Regions from separate parts of the Homo sapiens genome. Here region 1 is linked to region 2. A link is a contact called in ENCODE Hi-C or POLR2A ChIA-PET data. All regions are on one chromosome and are shown on one strand. The core of a region is the stretch at or near the end of the contact, and the rest is flanking DNA. Distances in the headings are between cores, read along the strand shown.

Evidence for each region. Hi-C counts contacts between places; a loop is a spot of excess contacts on that map. ChIA-PET counts read pairs that join two places held with the same protein, here RNA polymerase II (POLR2A). Pooled maps may share reads with other maps.
Region 1: a loop to region 2 is called in a pooled map, with 2.7 times the contacts of the local background. The contact joins two enhancer-like sites. A Hi-C loop is called at or near these places in 2 of 50 pooled maps. POLR2A ChIA-PET finds 5 or more read pairs at or near these places in 2 of 52 experiments (H1 and endothelial cell of umbilical vein).

The regions. Positions count from the first base shown.
Region 1 is chr17:59,519,045-59,524,796 of GRCh38, reverse strand. All of the region lies in intron 1 of LINC01476 (long intergenic non-protein coding RNA 1476), which reads left to right. Among named protein-coding and RNA genes, the nearest start is that of LINC01476, 4.9 kb to the left of the region's middle. Within about 2 kb of position 3,101, at least 5 of the 41 ENCODE cell types and tissues checked have a DNase peak (open chromatin) inside an H3K27ac peak, as active enhancers do.
Region 2 is chr17:59,372,811-59,379,043 of GRCh38, reverse strand. The region is part of intron 2 of YPEL2 (yippee like 2); the gene reads right to left. Among named protein-coding and RNA genes, the nearest start is that of MIR4729, 9.8 kb to the right of the region's middle. RefSeq lists an enhancer at 505-1,004. Within about 2 kb of position 3,048, at least 8 of the 41 ENCODE cell types and tissues checked have a DNase peak (open chromatin) inside an H3K27ac peak, as active enhancers do.

The sequences.
Region 1 (5,752 bases), core at 1,852-4,351, 150 kb before region 2:
ACTTTGGGTGGCTGAGGTGGTTGGATCACTTGAAGTCAGGAGTTTGAGACCAGCCTGGTCAACATGGCAAAACCCCATCTCTACTAAAAATACAAAAATTAGCCAGGCATGGTGGTGCACGCCTGTAATCCCAGCTACTTGGAAGGCTGAGGCAGGAGAATTGCTGGAACCCAGGAGGCGGAGGTTGCAATGAGCTGAGATAGTACCAGTGCACTCCAGCCTGGGCAACAGAGCAAGACTCTGTCTTGAAAAAACAAACAAACAAAAAACAAAAACCGCTTATATTTGGAGAGTAAAAAAAAACCACAAAACAAAACAAAAAACAAGACTTTATTGCAGAGCTGCCCAACAGGTATGCCACAAGCGAGTTATAAATGTCCTGAGGTATGGACCCCTTCCCTCGGGTCAATAAGGTGAAAGTACATGTGTAACAACCAGCTCTCCAGGAAAAAAAGGCTTGATTTGTAGCATTTGTTAATTTCATCTTACTTTTTAGAGATAGAGTCTTACTATGTTGCCCAGGCTGGCCTCAAACTCCTGGGCTCAAGTGATCCTCCTGCCTCAGCCTCCCAAAGCGCTGGGATTATAGACGTGAGCCGTTGGGCCCAGCTTGTATTCGATAATTGTTTTATTTCCGTGGTGTAAGTACTCCTACCATGGACAATTTCAGACTACCAGCAAGCTGTCATTAAGTGCAAATTGGGGAAGATATATACACATTTGGCTCTTGGGATCTGGTAGGAGCTGGCTCGAGCACATTTCTGAACACTTTAAACTCTTGGGAGTTCTGGTGGATGTCTCAGGTGCGCAGTGCCTGCCCTGGGTTATTGCCTTCTGCTGAGAGCAGTCTTGTCAATTTACCCCAATGTGCTGTTCAACTACTATCATTCATATATATATATTCTTCTCATGACATGAGAAAGGCTGGGAAGCCCTGCTCCATCGGATTTTTGTTTTTTGTTTTTTGTTTTTGAGACAGAGTCTCGCTCTGTCACCCAGGCTGGAGTGTAGTGGCACAATCTTGGCTCACTGCAACCTCCATCTCCTGGGTTCAAGTGATTCTCCTGCCTCAGCCTCCCAAGTAGCTGGGATTACAGGCATGTGCCACCACGCTTGGCTAATTTTTGTATTTTTAGTAGAGACAGGGTTTTGCCATGTTGGCCTTGCTCGTCTCAAACTCCTGACCTCAGGTGATCAGTCTGCCTCAACCTCCCAAAGTACTGGGATTACAGGCATGAGCCACCGCACCTGGCCGGATTTGTTTATTTCTAAAATATTGTGTGTTTGTATCTGTCTCCACACATGCAACTCAATTCACTAAAATATATTAATATTTTCTTATAAGTGTATAGATGATATTACTTTTGTGGCCATACAAGAAGTTTCTTGAAGTTCGAAAAACAATTCATACAGAATATTCGACAACCCTGTTTTTCTGGATAAAACTTGAAACCGTGGAGAAACAAAACACTATCCTACCCTCAGAGAGCACACAGTCTAGGAAAAATGATTCCATTTGAAATAACTCAAATACATTTTAAGCTCAGTAGGTTTATTAATATTAGGCAACAATAAACGATGCTTAATATTCTTCATTTTATCCTTTAAAAATTTTGGCATTTCTATTTATCGTTATTAAATAATATACATTAAAAATTGGAGAGGGAAAATGTCTTTTAACCTCACTGAATAAAAGAAAATAATTGAAACTTTAATTTTCATTTTAAAAGTAATTACATGCAGTGATAGCCTAATTTTGATGGCATGGTAGTTAACAGACAGCTGCTTTTATTTTAAATGGAATTGCATTTTTAACAGAAACTACTCTCAGTGTTTGCTTTCATCTTCTGAATAGGAAAGCCAATTTGAGGGTTGAATATTTGGTGAGTTTGATGGAGCCAATTAAGATAATTCAGGTCAATAAAAAAATAATTTAATATGTTTCTCACTTAGCTGACTCATAAAGTTGACAATAACTCCTATCTACAATAGCTATACCAAAAAAGTCCACGATAAATTCAGCCTTCTTCTTAAAGGAAAAGCAGAATACTGTAAATTTTATTCAGAACTTATATTTTTAAACTTCATTAATTGTACACAATAAATTGAAGTGACGATATTTATATAATATAGATTTCAAGATTATCTTCTCAGCACGTATGAAGATTTATTATGATGTTTTCATTATAGCTATGCACCTACTTACATTAAAAATTAATGTATCACAGCAGTGTCTTTCAGGCAGTAGTTAAAATAAAGAGAAATTCTCCACTAGATAGGATAAATACTAACAAGAGGTTGCTGCAAACCCCAAAGTGCAATTTTTTTTTTTTTGAGATGGAGTCTTCCTCTGTTGCCCAGGCTGGAGTGAAGTGGCGTGATCTCGGCTCACTGCAACCTCTGCCTCCCAGGTTCAAGTGATTCTCCTGCCTCAACCTCCCAAGTAGCTGGGACTACAGGTGCACACCACCACGCCCGGCTAGTTTGTATTTTTAGTAGAGAAAGGGTTTCACCATGTTGGCCAGGATGGTCTCGATCTCTTGACCTCGTGATCCACCTGCCTCAGCCTCCCAAAGTGCTGGGATTACAGGCATGAGCCAATGCACCCGGCCTGATGATTGGGTGTCTTAATTTTTACCTGGGAGGCTAGAGTCACTCGTGTGACTACATCAGGGTGGCTATTTGGTTATTTTCGTGATTGTTTAATGTCTTTGTCTGTGTTCATGTTCAGATTGAGTAAGTTGCAATCTTGTTATTGTCTTGTTCCACCATGGTTACGGAGGGACCTTGTCTGATTATTGTTGTTATTCTGTGAAAACTGCTTATCTTGCGTGAGGGAACGCTAGATAGCCGCCAGCTGCAGGCTGTCAGGGTCATCCTGTTGTGTATCACATTCTCAACCCGCTATTAAGCTTGGACTCTGACATGTGCTTGTTTCCACATAGGACTTTACGAAACCCAGGTCACAACGTGTGACCAAGAGTTGGGAAGAGGGATAGTCCCCCTGTTTCTGTAGAGTTTCCATGCAATGACTGAGAGTTTGCTGCTTCAGGAATGCTCTGGGCCTGATGGCAGCATCCTCTTCAGGGCTGGGGTCGGGGGTGAGAGGGAGCTGCTGCCCTCCAGTGGCTGTCTAGGAAATTACATCAGTGACTCTTCCCCCAAATCATGCTTAGATTTTCTGGGAACTTCCCCGAACGTGGCAAGGCAGAGCAGAAGGAAAGAAGATTCGCCTGGGAGTAAAAGCCAGCAACTTTTGGGTATTACTGTTAATATGGCCCCATGAGTACTCTCAACTTGGTGAAGCCTGGAAAAATGGAGATTATGTGACTTGTAGGTTTTTGATAATTATATATTGTGTTGCTTTTATAATCAAAGAAGGTATCTGTTGAAGATAGAAGAATAAGAACTTAAATATTTGTGGCCAGGCACGGAGGCCCATGCCTGTAATCCCAGCACTTCTGGAGTCCAAGGTGGGAGGATCGCTTGAGGCTGGGAGTTTCAGACCAGCCTGGGCAACAAAGCAAAACCCCACCTCTAAGGAAATTCTTTTTTAAAAATTAGATGGACATGGTGGTGCATATCTGTAGTCCTAGCTACTTGGTAGGCTGAGGCAGAAGGATCTCTTAAACCCAGGAGTTCAAGGCTGTAGTGAGCTATGATCATACCACGGGACTTCAGCCTGGATGACCGAGCAAGACCTTGTCTCTCTATAAAAGGACCATGCAACTTAGAAATACAGCATAATTAAAGATAAGAGGGTTAGAAAAGTTTTTACTATCAAGGGTTACATAAATAAAGATTAAAATTTCACTTAAGTTGGAGAGGATGCTGAGAAATTGGAATCATTGTGCATTGCTGATGGGAATGTAAAAATGTGAAGCTGCTGTGGAAAACTATGTCAGTTCCTCAAAAAATTAAACACAGGATTATCATATGATCCAGCAATTTCACTTCTAGGTATATGGCCAAAAAAATTGGGAGCAGGGATTCAAACCGACATCTATGTTCATGGAGGCATTATTCACTGTAGCCAAAAAGTGGAAATAATCAAAATGTCCATCGACAGATGAATGGATAAATAAAATGTGGTATATCTATCTATTCAATGGAATATTATTCTGCCTTTTCAGAGGAAGAAAATTCTGGTACTTACTACAACATGGATGAGTCTTGAAGACATTATGCTAAGTGAAATAAGCATAAGCAAAAGGACAAATAGTGTATGATTCCATTTATATGCGCTACCTAGCACGGTCGAATTCATAGAGACAGGAAGTAGAATGGTGGCTGTCAAGGGATGGGGAGGGGAGAATAGGGAGTTACTGATTAATGGGTATGGAGTTTCTATTTGGGAAAATGAAGGAAGTTCTGGAGATGGGTGGTGGTGACGGTTGCACAACAATGTAAGTGCACTTAATAACGCTGAAGTGTATACTTACAAATGATTAATATAGTAAATTGTATGTTTTGTATATTTTGCCACAATTAAAAAAACAAAAACAAAAAAACCCTGATTCTGAGCCCTAAGCCAAACCAATTGAGTTGGGGAGAACAAAGGGGGAACAAGGGGTCAGGGTCTGAGTGCAGGCTTTTTAAAAAACTTCTCAGCCAGGCACGGTGGCTCACGCCTGTAATCCCCGAATTTTGGGAGGCAGAAGTGGGTGAATCACCTGAGGTTAGGAGTTCAAGACCAGCCTGACTAACATGGAGAAACCCCATCTCTACTAAAAATACAAAATTAGCCAGGCGTGGTGGCACATGCCTGTAATCCCAGCTACTCAGGAGGCTGAGGCAGGAGAATTGCTTGAATCTCGGAGGTGGAGTTTGCAGTGAGCTGAGACTATGCCATTGCACTCCAGCCTGGGCAACAAGAGCAAGACTCTGTCTCAAAAAAAAAAAAAAAAAAAAAAAAAAAAAGCTTCTCAGGTAATCCTCCCATGCGTAACGAAAGTAGAGTACCCCTGACCCAGATGATGTCTAAGATCCTGTTTTGCTTCAGCCGTCCATGATTCCAAGTAAAATGACCCGACAAGACTGCCAACATTTTGCCCCAGTTTCATAAATACAAGTAGCAGCTTCCTTTGACAAATTGTCTGAATCCAAATTGCTAATGAACGTACACTGCTTTTTTAAAGCTATTTTTTCTGCATATTAATTTTACTTATTTTCCTAAAATGAATTGATCTTTTCCACAAAGTTTCATTTGACAGATGTACAAGTTTCCACTCAAATAAGACTTTTATATGCAACAACAGATTCTAACATAAGTTGTTCTTATAGAGAGAGGATACTGTATGTCTACATTCAGCAAGATGTTTCTTTGCCAAAGCTAATCTGTTTTGAAGCCTGGCATTTCTGTTTTACTTGTCACAAATATCCAAATATGTTTTTTACCCAAGGCTTTAGAGTAATACTTTAGAATAATTTTTTCTCAATAAATTATTGTAAAATAATTGATTAGTAAGCATTAAAAGTACTGAGAAAGTTTTCAATAATGAACATTTGAAGTGACATAACGGAAGAAAAACATGGGTTATTTTTCCAGAAGTTTAATTGTTTTATAAAATAGTTGTTTTGAAATATTTCATCGTCCTGATGCAATAATCACAGAATGTTGAGAAAGTCTACAAAATCAGGGCTAAGTCAAATTAAAGATGAAATGGAAAATATTTTTAAATGTTTCATACTAAAATGAGAGAAATGATGCATGTGAAATAAAAAGTAATAGCTTTCCATTCTAGGAGATTTT
Region 2 (6,233 bases), core at 1,799-4,298:
GGAAGAACTTCCTGACTCTATTCGTCTTCCACATGGGGACATAGGTCACCAGTAAAGACTAGGATAGAACAAAGCCACTGTATATGCTTATGATTTTAAAAAGACTGTCACACACCTGTCTAGGAACCTTTGAGATGGGGGTAAAAAGCCGAGGGGCAGAAGGATGGCTTTCTTAAGGCCCCTCCTCCCGTGGATTTGAGCTATGGTAGTCTCCAAGCACTCACACATTCCCACAACAGATGGAGGGAGGGGCAGGGAAGCCACTGGCTCTAAAGGAGGAAATATCTGCTGTGTGGAGTCATAAAATTCCAAGAGCATGGGAACATTCACGATGCTTGGAACTACAAAAACAAAAGGTGGTGAGGGGGCCTGGGTGCTGGTGTTTTATTGATGAAAGGGAGAGATCCAGCCAGGCACGGTGGCTCACACCTGTAGTCCCAGCACTGTGGGAGGCTAAGGTGGGTGGATCACCTGAGGTCAGGGAGTTCAAGACGAGCCTGGCCAACATGGTGAAACTCCGTCTCTACCAAAATTAGCTGGGCGTGGTGGTGTGCACTTGTAATCCCAGCTACTTGGGAGGCTGAGGCATGAGAACTGCTTGAACCTGGGAGGTGGAGGTTGCAGTGAGCTGAGATCACGCCACTGCACTCCAACCTGGGTGACAGAGTGAGAACTTGTCTCAAAAAAAAAAAAAAAGGAGGAGACTCTGGGACTTAAGCCATTTAATGATCAGACTTTCAAATTCCCTTCCTGTTGACCTACACAAACTGGGCCCTTTTAGAGTCCTTTTAGGAGTCTCAGTCACAAGGTATCAGAAGTGTTTTGGGGGAACTAAGCCACTTTCAGGGATGGGCCTAGGGAATGGGACAGAGAGAGATCCTATAAGATCTGTTGCCTCATGGTGTCGTGTTGCCTGATGTTCAAGGGAAAGGATGCCGGCTTTGGAGCCTGAGAGGGCCTGGAGCCAGCCCTCACTAGCTGTATAAACCTTGGGCCAGTCACTTCATCCTTCCGAGCCTCAGGGTTCTCTACAGAAAGGAGGAACATATTGCCGATTCAATAACGCCCTATTCCAGAGGGACGTGGTGAAGATGAAATGATTGTGTGTATAGTAAGTACCAAATGTGGCTCATAAAAAGCATTTAATAAACGTGTGCTTCCCTTCACACCAGCACAGGCTTTCAGGATTTAAAATGGGAGCTGCAAAACTAGTCTGGAAGGGCCAGGCTGTTCAGCCTGAGCACCCCAGATTCTTCCAAATCCCCCTACGGCTTAGACCCCATAAGCTCCTCTCCCACACCTCTTCCAACTGTCCTAAGAGCTTCAAATGGGGCTTTGGCAGTGTGCTGTTCTCTGCTGAACCAGGAGCAGGATAAACCTCTCCAGTCTGTGGCATGGGGTTAGAACAGCAGATGCCAAGGTAAACATGCAGCCAGTGGGAAAGCAGATGCTGCCAGCTCTCAGCATCCTGCAGAGAGGGAGTGAGGCATGGGAAGTATGCCTCGTCCAGAAGGATGGAGTGGGGGATGCCCATGATCAGATATCCCCATCCTCTACAGAAGAGAGGCCAACATGCCATCCTCACCAGGTCTGTTCAGGGAGTCTAGCTTCTGAGTTAGACACTGACGGTGGTGCCAGGATGCAAGGGCAGTCAGCCATTAAGAGCTGGGCCCTCTGCAGTTCAAATATAAGCCAGAACCTTTAGGAGGGCTGAAATATTGGAGCTCAAATGTCTCTCAAAGCCATCGGGCCCTTGAAAACAACTGTTAGAGTTAAAAAGGATAATATAAATTAATATGCCTAGGAAGAACAAATATCAATTTCCTGATTTATGTTTCAATTTGCATTCCTGATCCCAAAGCCAAATGGGCACTGGCCAATGAAAATGTTCTTATACTTCAAAGGTTGTCTATGAAGTCAGTGGGCAAAACCTACCGACTCCCAAAGTAAGACTTCCTTTGTAACCAATCTAGGCAAAAAGGCCTGAGAAAGCCACCCTCCACAATGGAAGCCACATGCTACAGAAGGGATTGCTTTCAAAATATTTTCTTTCTTTCCTTTTTCTTTGTTTTTTTTTTTTTTTTTTTTTTTTTTGAGACAGTGTGTTGCTCTTGTCACTCAGGTTGGAGTGCAGTGGTGCCATCTCTGCTCACTGCAACTTCTGCCTCCCAGGTTCAAGTGATTTTCCTGCCTCAGCCTCCCAAGCAGCTGGGAGTACAGGCGCCCACCACCACGCCTGACTATTTTCTAATAAGCAATCACTACAGTGAAATTAGAGTTTGTAAATGAGACTGAGGTGGCTCATAAAAATGAGTTAGAAATTATGAAATAACAGTCATGGCTCACACTCATATGATGACTACCATGTACTAGGGCAGGATTCAAACAGTAACTCAAAGTGAAGTAACTTAATCCTCTCAACAAAAAACAACGAAAACCAGGTGGGTATAATCATTCTTCCCACCTTACAGATGAGAAAAGTACGGAGAAGAGAGGCTAGGAAATATGCCTAAGGTCAAACTATCTGGCCGGACATGGTGGCTCACACCTGTAATCCCAGCACTTTGGGAGGCCAAGGCAGGTGGATCACCTGAGGTCAGGAGTTCCAGACCAGTCTGCCAAAATGGTGAAACCCCGTCTCTATCAAAAATACAAAAATTAGCCGGATGTGGTGGCGGGTGCCTGTAATCCAGCTACTAGGGAGGTTGAGGCAGGAGAATCACTTGAACCTGGGAGGCAGAGATTGCAGTGAGCCCAGATCACGCTATTGCATGCCAGCCTGGGCGACAGAGAGAGACTCCATCTCAAAACAACAACAACAACAAACCCACAATCAATAAATGATGACAGAGGTCCAGGCAGTCTGGCTCTAAAGTCTAGGGAAGAATGAAGATGGGGTCATGAAGGTGTCATCCCAATGACTTCCTAAAAAGAAGGGAGCCTAAACAGAATGAGACTAAAACTGACAGGTATATAGGATGTCAGAATATGCAAAACACTTTCACATGTGAACTGATAAAACCTCCAAGACAGAGGAGGAAACTGAAGCCTAGAGCTGTTAAACTTCCCCAGTTTCACACAGCTTGTAAGTCAAGGTCAGAACTTTAAACCCACAGCTTTTGACTCTAAGTCCCAAAATTTTTCTAGAGGGTATTCACTGGAAAAGTCTGTCTCTCTGATGAAGGAGGATGGCTCACTCTGTTAGAACTTATGAAAATCTCTTAGGCTATTCAAATTTCTCTGCTCTGATTCCATATTGACTTAGCAATCGCCTAAATTTAATTCTCTCGCTCAAGTGGGTTTACCTTCAACAAAGACAACATACAGTCCAAGCTTTCAGGATTATCTGCTCCACTGTAAATTAATGAATTAGAATTGCAGTTTCCAAATTAATTTCCTGTGAGTTGTGTTACTGTGAATCACTTCACCAGAGCTTGATCACTCGAGTGAACGGATAATATTAAATTTGTAGACCTGCAATGCTTAAGGCTGTCTGAGGACCACCGAGGGAACACCCTCTGAGTCCCAGCCTAAAAACAGCTTTTTCATCTCAAGACTGAATGAATGATTCTAATTTAAAATCTCTTGGAAACAAATAAGTAAAAGCTAAGAAACTCTAAATCCCTTCTTGCTTTGGCACCTGGACCACATAGCAAAGAACTAGCAAAGAATACTGAAGAATGCTTCAGGAGTTGCAAAGAGAAATATTTAAGTAATTACAGGCCACTGGAATCTCATGCAGTGGGCTGTAGTTTGGGTACAGTGAAGGATCTCAAAGGAAAACATACATACATGACTTTATCCAGTTTTAAATACACTCACAGACACTGGGATTTGAAAGACCCCTCCCTATGCGCAAAGGTCAACCATGCACCTGAAGCATGGCTCTCCCCCACATTTCTACCAAACCTCTCCTTGAATACTTTCAGGGGCAGAGAACTCACTACCTCCAGAGGAAGCCCATTCTACTGCCAATCACTCTGACAATGCCAAAATTCCTTATGTGAGCTGAGCTCTTTCTCCTTAGAGCTTCCTGATTCCTCCATCTTTAGATCCTTGGCACTGTAACACTTCAGGTCATAGATTTAAAGCTCTTATCTCTCCCACATCAGGTTTTCCTTCTATGGGCTAAACTTCTCCCAGTTTAGTAGCTTGGTAGAATGAAGAATTATGTAGTTGGATAAACTGACTAGGTTCAGTTCCCAGTTCTAGCACTTCCTCTGCCACGTACTCTTGGTTTGTTCGGCTTTCGGGTCAAAAGTTCCTCATCTGTGAAATGGGATAACAATATCCACCTTCTTCCTACCGGTCCCTTCAAATTTTCCCTATGTGGCCTGGTCTGACCATGTTCACTATTGTTTTCTACACCTTTTTCATTTCATACTAAAAGGTGTTCCCTAGACACTTCCTACACTTTCCTTCTAATGTTAATCAAAGCACCAGGCCTTACTGAAACAATTAATTGGGCTTCAGGTTACATGCACAAACCGAAGTACATTGTGACTGTCCCTGCTGTGGCAGTTGTCCAACATCAGACTTTCCTCTGGTGAGCGCCATTAGCATATATCCACCTTCAGCCTCTCTATTCCAACCCTCTGGGACTGGATTCAAGAGTAGAGTTATGTGAAACAGTATCAAGGAAGAGACAGTGTTACTTGAAAGGGTCATGGTGGTAAGAATTATGGTGGGGACTGAAGAACTCCTAGCCAAAGAGCCTTATGAAAGAGACATGGGCATATAATTATTAGAAGGATTTGAGCATAGGGTGCTTGCCAAAATGCAAGAGCACACACTGATGCTTCTTGGTATTCCCTCTAGAAATGGAACATAACTGGGTCAGAATAACCAGACTACCCACTCCAACCCTGCCAGGCAAGGCTAGATCATCTGCCTTCAACTAGGATGGTGTCCTTAGCTAGAACCCCGATACTCTGAACTGGGATTGCATCATCTGTGAAATGAAGGGATTGAGCAAGGTCTCTTACAAGGGTGAACATTCTGTGAGTCCATATTCTCAAGAGAATAGATGCCTCGCATATTAAATGAACATTTCTGACTCAGACTTCTCTTGTGTTTTCAAACTTCCTGTTTATCTGCGTAAAAAGCAAGTCTTTTCTGCTCATCAGATGACCGACCTTATCTGATAATTCCTTAAGACTCCCATCCTTAGACATAGAAACATAAATCCCTTCCACTTATTTGGGTGCTCAATCTTTCTTGGCCAACGCAAGTGCCTGACTTACTGTGAAATATCAAGCATTGGAAAATCATCTCCTGAGCAAAACAGCTTTGAGTCCCACTAAAGCGATCTCTGATGGTAAAAAAAATTACAGGGAAACCCAAGTGTCCAACAAGAAGGGAGTGACTCAGAATGTTGTGATAGGGCCACATGAAGAAATATTGTGTCTCCATGATGATCAATCAACAAATATCTAATGAGCAGCCATGTCCGGAGCCTTGCTGGGCACCGCAGAGAGTATATAGCTAGTCCATCTAGCCACCTAGAAAACGGGACTAAAATACATTAAGTCTAAAGCAGTATAAATCGCGGCAATAAATTATGGCTGTTAAAGGAGTTCAGAGAAGATGGATGGGACAGGAGGAGATGAGAGCGCTGTAGGAGGGCTGATCACAGCAGAGGGCTTTCATGAAGAGGAAGTAAGGTCAAAGAGGCTGTGAGGCCTTGAAAGCCAGCAGAAGCCCCCGGCAACCTACTCCACCTATCATGATTAAGCAGCTGGAAGTGCATCTGTTTTGCTGCTAAGGACTCCTCAGTACAGTCCAGCTACATCCCCATCTCTTTCCTACGGAGAATAACAACTCGAGGAGAAATCAATGGTGGCCCTGAGATGTTTGCAACATATAATAATAAAAATAGGCTGGGCACAGCAGCTCACGCCTGTAATCCCAGCACTTTGGGAGGCTGAGGCAGGTGGATCACGAGGTCAGTTCAAGACCAGCCTGGCCAACACGGTGAAACCCTGTCTCTACTAAAAATACAAATTACCTGTGTGTGGTGGCACACGCCTGTAATCCCAGCTACTCAGGAGGCTGAGGCAGGAGAATCACTTGAGCCTGGGAGGCAGAGGTTGCAGTGAGCCGAGACCATGCCATTGCACTCCAGACTGGGCAACAGAGCCCATGTCAAAAAATTAAAATAATAATAACAACACTACACTGTATGTCCCATGTTCTGATACTGCCTCGGGGCATTGTCATAAGCACTATTTACT